Regions from separate parts of the Homo sapiens genome. Here region 2 is linked to region 1. The links are chromatin loops, found by intact Hi-C in ENCODE. Cell type or tissue: Caco-2. All regions are shown on one strand.

Evidence for each region. Peaks named below come from ENCODE experiments on the same cell type or tissue, not always from the same donor. Only the 100,000 strongest peaks of a DNase experiment are listed, where the experiment ranks them.
Region 2: it touches region 1 in a loop (6-fold over the local background); 1 of 110 quality-filtered maps calls a loop at or near these places.

What each region holds. Positions count from the first base shown.
Region 1 is chr11:129,458,614-129,462,613 of GRCh38, reverse strand. No RefSeq gene overlaps it. Among named protein-coding and RNA genes, the nearest start is that of BARX2, 85 kb to the right of the region's middle. In Caco-2, no CTCF peak of the experiment used is centred here; DNase peaks (open chromatin) are centred at 1,653, 3,333 and 3,673.
Region 2 is chr11:129,536,697-129,540,696 of GRCh38, reverse strand. It overlaps the pseudogene RPS27P20. Among named protein-coding and RNA genes, the nearest start is that of LINC01395, 79 kb to the left of the region's middle. In Caco-2, no CTCF peak of the experiment used is centred here; a DNase peak (open chromatin) is centred at 2,236.

The sequences.
Region 1 (4,000 bases):
CACACAACATACTGAATGGGAAAAGCTGAAAGCCTTTCCTCTCAGAACTGGTACAAGACAGGGATGCCTACTTTCACCACTACTATTTAACAAAGTACTTGAAATCTTAGCCAGAGCAATCAGATGAGAGAAAGAAATAAAAGGCAACTGTCCGTCTTTGCAGATGACATGACCTTACATTTAGAAAACCCTGAAGACTTCACCAAAAACCTCTTATAACTGATAAACAGATTCAGTAAAGTTGCAGGATATAAAATTCACTTATAAAAATCTGTAGTATTTCTATACACCAATAATGAACTAGCTGAAAAAGAAATTAGGAAGACAATCCCACTTACAATACTTATAATAGCTATCAAAAAATAAAATAAAATACCTTGGAATAAATTTAACTAAGGAGGCAAAAAAAAAAAAAAAAAAAAAAAAAACCTCTGTAAGGAAAACTACAAGACATTGATGAAAGAAATTGAAGAGGACACAAACAAATGGAAAGACATCCCATGCTCATGGATCAGAAGAATTAATGTCATTAAAATGACCACAGTACCCAAAGCAATCTATAGATTCTCCCTCAAAATACCAATGAAATTTTTCACAGAAATGGAAAAAACAATCCTAATAGTCGTTTGCTACTGAAAAAGAGCCTGGGTAGCCAAAGGAATCCTGAGCAAAAAGAACAAAGATGGAGGCGTCACACACTTTAATTTTATTGACATAAATATGATTAGGAAAATATTGAGAATCCCAAATGTGATTGGAGAGGGATTTAATTGGATGGTGGATGCCTATGACAAATCAGGCAAATGGAATTTTTCATTCAAGACTGAAAGGAGATGTAAATTTATTAAATATGGCTCAGGAAATTTGGACATCTAAATGCTCTGTCTTGGGAATAAAAATCAGAAGACTTCCTCTGATCTAGAGTAAAAGAATAGGATGTGGAATGGAGATTCAGTTTTCACTTTGGCTTATGAAATCTATAAGGCTTTATAAAAGTCTTAGATAATATGAAAAGTTTCCATGTTTCATATTGTTTCAGCAATGCTAATTTAGTGCTCATGTGCTCTAAAGTTTTCCATTGCTAAGCCTTTACTGTTCTCTTGGGAACTAAATTGTCTTTTCTAGGGTTTTGCATTTAACTTGCTGTAAGTAATTGACATGTGCCAGGGCAATGATGGACTGGAAGCTACTCAAAGTCTAAGGCTAGTTATTAAATCTGGTTTATGTGTTAAAAAGGTCAAAAGTTAGATATTTCCTTTCACACATCCCCATTCACCAAAAGAGGGCTGGATTCTTTTAGCTACAGGAATATGACCCCAAATAACTTTAAATTAGAGCTTTTTATTTCAACATATGTAAAATATATGTAAAATTGTAAAAGATTTATTTAATTTTCAAAATGTCAAAAATAAAGTAAATTGAACATTGGAAACTCACCTCCCAAAAATTCTGGTATGCTATGTCTATAAATACTTTTTTTCACCTTTATGAATAAAGTTAGCTGTCTTTGGAGCACTCTATATCAGCTGATGCTTTAAATAGTCAGATCCTGCCACTAAGTCTAGAATTGGCTCAATTCTGGAAAGTTTTTTACAGCTGCCTCCGAGGGCAAAAGCCTTTAGAAATATGCACCCATTGAAGTCTCTGATTCCCATGACCACGCACTGGTGTTCCAGGGCCCAGCAAGCATAGTACCTTTGATAACAAAAGCAAATATTTGCCATCCTTAGAAAGCAATACAAAACAACCAGCTCCAACACATCCCAAGCTTCTGTATGGGTGAATGAACACTCCTTCTTGGTTCATATTTGCTTGTGGAACATCTGTTTTGACTGTTCATTGTATGTGTGTAATTATGCTCTGTTCATAGTAACTTTTTCATATTATGGACTTTATTTGCATTGAAAACACACTGCAAATAAAAAGAAATGCCAAAAGAGAAACCAGAGAAGAAAAAGAGATGGGGGAGCAGCGAAAGGAAGAGTAGCTCCGGGCCTTTAAGGAGCAGAAGCCAAGTGATCCTGGGGCCAGAGCCAGGGCCCCAAGGCTACTGAGACCTCAGCGGTCACTGCGACAATGGCTGAGAAGGGGCAGCATCCTCATCTGCAGCTTGGACAGAGGACTTGGCATTCCAGGAGCATCTACTGAGGTTCAAACTTCCACTTGTGCCCCTCCTGCTCTGATGTGGGAAGCCATGTACCCTAGCGAGGCTTGCTGCACCACAGTGAGGACGCTGTCCTGTTACTGTGCTTCAGATGGGGGCTCACCCTCCAAGTTCCTCCAGAGGCTGGCACCCCTCCCAAGGTCAGTGCACGTGCCAACACACTCCAATGCCCTCAAATGTTCCTGACCCCCTGATACACAACCAAAGAGGTGGCGGGGAACCCAGACTTGTTGCTAGTACAGGTGAGTGGATGGAGGGCTTGATCATTCACACTCGAGGGGAGGACTGCACCCTAAACAGTGAGAGTAGGCTGTGAGAGATGGCCCCATTACAGCAGTGTAGGGGCAGGGGCACCCACCCATGCTGGGGGGTGCAGGGTCAGCCTGCCTCGGCACTCTGCTCTGAGATCAGGCTTGGCCAACTCAGACTCCTTGGAGGTAAGCACAGGCCCAATATAAGGATAAAAAACCTCCCAGCTGTGTTGATAACTCTGCAAGTTACCTAGCCACATTAAGTCTCAGTCTCCCCACCTCTGAAATGGAGACAGTAATAGGACCTACTGCATAGGGCTGCTGAGGTGATGAAACGTGATGATATAAAGAACTTCCTTGTTCTGGTGCCTGATATATAGTCTACATGCATTAAAATGACACTGGACCAGGCTCTAGCTACCTTTTGTGTGTGTGTGGCAAGGTTGCACTGTTGCCCAGGCTGGGGTGCAGTGACATGATCACAGCACACTGCAGCCTCAGCCTCCTGGGCTCAAGCAGTCCTCCCACCTCAGCCTCCCAAAGTGTTTGGCATTACAGGCGTGAGCCACCACACTTAGGACTCTTGCTACTTTCAGCTGAGCAATTTGTGTGTTTAAGGAGCCAGGTGCTTGGGAAGAGATGCCACCAGAAGGAGGGAAGCCCTGGGAAAACCAAGAGAGTTTGGATTGAGGAAATTGACTGAGGATCCCAAAGGGGCACAGATTTGGCCTGACATGCCCAGAGGTTCTTGGGAACCATTTCGAGCAGGTGCACAGCAGCCACTGAACCCGCCCCACACCGTCTGCTCTCTGGCAGCCCAGACAAAGAAGAACTCTAGACCTCAGAATCCTGCAGGAGCGATGATACATGTCTTGACAAACAGGGTAAATTCAGGGCAACTGTGAGGGCCCTTGTTACATTCTTGAGCTACAGGAGAGGCCGCTGCTTGGGTTTCGGTTGTTCTTGGCCTCCTCACTAACCTGGGGCACTATTTCCTCCTCCTCTCCTGTCCCCCATGCCTCCCCCACCCTCTTTAAAAAAAATGTTTAAAGGCTTTTGTGAGTGAATGATCTTAATCATGAAGCAGGCATGATGACAGTTTGCAGAGCTAAATGGGCACTTAACTGTGTGTCTAATAAATCCGCAACAAAAATAAACAGAAAGGAAGAGGGTTTGGGAAAGAAAGGAGGCCAGGCCGGCAGGCATGAAAGGAGCCTGTCATGGTGATTTACACAGCACCCCTCGGCAGGCGGTTTCCGCCCCGGCCCCTCCTGGCCGTGGCTGACCTGCAGATGCCAGAGGCTGACAGCACAGAGCAGCAGGTGGAGGCCAGTGCCAGAGCACACCTGGATGGAGTGCAAGCAGAGTGGAAAAGGAGGCAGGAAGGCTGCCCCATCCACTGTCCATGGGTAAGGCAAAGGCAAAGTGCAAGGCAGGGAAACCAGGCTGGTGGCAGCCACTTTCCTCAGGATCGGTGCCCAGATTACAGACAGTATTATCTGGATCTGCCTGCTTGTCCCAAACCATTCTCCACCCAGGATTTGGTTAACAACCTGGGATTAGAGGCATACTCAGGTGAATTTAG
Region 2 (4,000 bases), 78 kb before region 1:
AATAAGGTCCAGGCTGAGGTGGTCTCAGATGGAGATGAGGAACTTGTTGGGAATGGGAGCAAAGGTGACTCTTGTTATGTTTTAGCAAAGAGACTGGCAGCATTTTGCCCCTGTCCTAGAGATTTGTGGAGCTTTGAACTTGAGAGAGATGATTTAGAGTATCTGGTGGAAGAAATTTCTAAGCAGCAAGGCATTCAAAAGGTGACTTGGGTGCTGTTAAAAACATTCCAATTTAAAATGGAAATGGAGCATAGGAGTTCAGAAAATTTGCAGCCTGACAATGCAGTAGAAAAGAAAAACCCATTTTTTGAGAAGAAATTCAAGCTGGCTGCAGAAATTTGCATAAGTTAGCAAGGAGCCTAATGTTAATCCCCAAGACCACAGGCAAATGTCTCCAGGCCATGTCAGAGACCTTCAAAGCAGCCCCTCCCATCACAGGCCCAGAGGCCCAGGAGGAAAAAGTGGTTTTGTAGGTCAGGCCCAGGGTCCGCATGCTGTGTGCAGTGTAGGGACTTGGTACCCTGTGTCCCAGCCACTCCAGCCATGGCTAAAAGGGGCCAACGTAGAGCTCGGGCTGTGGCTTCAGAGAGAGTGGAAGTCTCAAGCCTTGCCAGCTTCCACATGGTGTTGAGCCTACAGGTGCACAGAAGTCAAGAATTGAGGTTTGGGAACTTCCACCTAGTTTTCAGAAGATGTCTGGAAATGCCTGGGTGCCCAGGCAAAAGTTTTGCTGCAGGGGTGGGGCCCTCATAGAGAACCTCTGCTAGAGCAGTGTGGAAGGGAAATGTGGAGTCAAAGTCTCCGCACGGAGTCCCTACTGGGGCACTGCCTAGTCAAACTGTGAGAAGAGCGCCACCATTCTGCAGACCCCAGAATGATAGATCCCCTGGCAGCCTGCACCATGTGCCTGGAAAAGCCACAGACACTCAAAGTCAGCCCATGAAAGCAGCCAGGAGGGAGGCTCCACCCTGCAAAGCCACAGGAGTGGAGCTGCCCAAGACCATGGGAACCCACCTCTTGCATCAGCATGACCTGGAAGTGAGATCTGGATTCAAAGGAGGTCATTTTGGAGATTTAAAATTTCACTGCCCTGCTGGATTTCAGACTTGCATGGGCTCTGTAACCCCTTTGTGTTGGCCATTTTCTCCCATTTGGAATGGCTGTATTTACTCAATACCTATACCCCCATTGTATCTAGGAAGTAGCTAGCTTGCTTTTGATTTTACAGGCTCATAGGCAGAAGGGACTTGCCTTGTTTCAGATGAGACTTTGGACCGGGTACTTTTGGGTTAATGCTGAAATGAGTTAAGACTTTGGGGGACTGCTGGGAAGGCATGATTGGTTTTGAAATGTGAGGACTTGAGATTTGGAGGGGTCAGGGGTAGAATGATATGGTTTGGCTGTGTCCCCACCCAAATCTCAACTTGGATTGTATCTCCCAGAATTCCCACATGTTGTGGGAGGGATCCAAGGGGGAGGTAATTGAATCATGGGGGCTGGTCTTTCCAGTGCTATTCTCGTGATAGTGAATATGCCTCACAAGATCTGATGGGTTTATCAGGGGTTTCTGCTTTTGCTTCTTCATCATTTTCTGTTACCACCACCATGTAAGAAGTGCCTTTCACCTCCTGCCATGGTTCTGAGGCCTCACCAGCCATGTGGAACTGTAAGTCCAATTAAACCTCTTTTTCTTCCCAGTCTTGGGTAAGTCTTTATCAGCTACGTGAAAACACTAAAACACCATGGTAGCTGAGTGGAGACCTGATTTGAGGGAGAGAAGAGAAGCAGCAGAGAGGCCAGGCAGAGGCTATCATTGCAGCAGTCCAGCCAAGAGCTGATGGGACCTGGGCTGGTATTGAGATAGTGGAGATGGAGAAAAATCAATGGATTCCAGAGACACGTAACAGATTTTGAGCTGATGGATCAGATGGGGAAGCAAGCGAAAGTGTCCAGGATGACTCCTTGGTTTCTGCCTTGTGAAAGTGGATAAGGAATGGTGATCCTTACAGAGATGGGGAGTGCTAGAAAATACCAGGGATAAACAAGCATGGAATGTTCAAGAAGCTGGAAGGAGTTCCCTGTGTGGACTAAGAGGAGACCCCAGAGTTCAGAGGGAGGTTCAGCATTCTTCTGCCTCCCTCCCCATTCCTGAATGCAAACCAGTATTTCTTCATCTTTGTGTACAGCTTGTGCCTCTGAAGTTTACTCTTCTGTCTGTGCCATAGTACTATCCTGCCTTATCACTCACCGCAGCTGAGCTGACTCACCTCTTGATCCCTCCCTATATTTGTTGAGGATTTTTCCTTGTGGCCCAGTCTTTCTCTCTCCTTCAGGTCACACTGTCACCCTATGTGGATCACTGATCTCCGTAACTCCACTTCAGCTCAGCTACTCGCCCCCATGGATCCACTTTGTCCTTGTGAGCCCCATGTCAGATCTCAAACATCATACTCCCCTCTCTGAATACAATCTTCTATCCTTCTCACTTGCTCATAATCTTGTCCTTTTTTCAAAAATAAATTAAAAATATGTTTATTGGGATGATTTCCCACTCATCTTGATTCAGGGTGCTTTTAGCACTACTTCCTCCTAAAGGGACATCCTTCTGTAGGCCTTGCTTTTCCTCCTGTAGGTGGGCAGAGGACAGTGGAGCAGCCAACATGTGAAACTACTGTTCGTGCGTAGGAAAAGGCCATTGTGACTGTAGAGCATCCTGGACATCTCACATCCATGAAGCAGGAACCAGGGATCTGCCCCAAGCACTTCTTCGTGTGTTTCCTCTTGTTGTCTTCTGGAGAGGGATGAAGGAGATCCTTTGTGAGAGGCATGTTCTTGTGATGAGGGCATCACTGCCAGAAAGGCTCTTTGTGAACCCTTCATTTTCTCCCAATCAACCATTACTAGCCTCCCTTCCTTCACTTCCAGCTTACTGAGAATGGCGTATCTCCACATTGCACCACTTTCTTTGATCATGACCTTGTATTCTGGGTTTTCTTCCCCATACTCCTCAACACTCTCAATTCCCCTCCAGCTTTGTCCTTCCTTATGTTAATCAAAGCCCAAAGTGATATTAGTTCTAGCCATACCTTCTTCTCCACCTCTCCTCAGCTGTTGCACACTGCTGGAGAAAGTCATCAGGTCATTTAGACTTGTGTCACCACAAGTTCATGGTCCCCAGCCTCAGCCCAGCCCCCTGATCCCTGGACTATTCTTTGCAGAAGTCTGGGTGTGGGTCACCAGCAAAGATGTAGTTGTAATACGCACATAAAAGAGATTGCCTAAGGAGAGTGGACAAGAGGATGGAAGAAACCAAATTGAAGTAGATTGAGGTAGAAATGAGAAGTGATTAAGTAGAGTCTCTAAGCCAAGAATATTTATTTAGAAAACTTGACAGAAATGGGAAGGAAGGAGATAGAATAGTAGGTAGATTGGATGAAGTGTTTGGATATAATTGTACTACAAAAGAGAAGAGAGTGTGTTTATATGCCAAGATGAAAGGGCTAACAAATAGGGAGAAGTTGAAGTTATTAAAAAAAAAAGGGGGAATGATTGAAATTGAATGTCCAATAAGACAGAAATAAGGCAAGTAATGTGCTTCACCTCAATGGAATATTTTGCATGCACAGAAAGTAGAAACACAGAATTGTTATACTATATGGTTATAGCTACACAATGTGTACATATGCTTAAAGTTTAGGAAGGAATAGAGGAAAGTAAAAACTCCTATGTCAGTGGGGTAGGTGAAAGCTGAGTATTTTCTTTTAAAATTCACATCATTATTATTGTAAAAATATTTAGTTCTAAGAAATGCCTTCTGGAAAAGATGAACAGATCCTTTCTAAATTTGGGGGAAGGGCCAGAAATTCCAGCCATATTATATGGAGGTTAAAAAAGCAGATGAATCTGGGTTCGCATCTGGCTTTGCCACGTGCCTAGTCATTTAACCATCTAAGCCTCAGTCTTCTCAAATATGTAAAATGGGGATAATAATAATGATTCT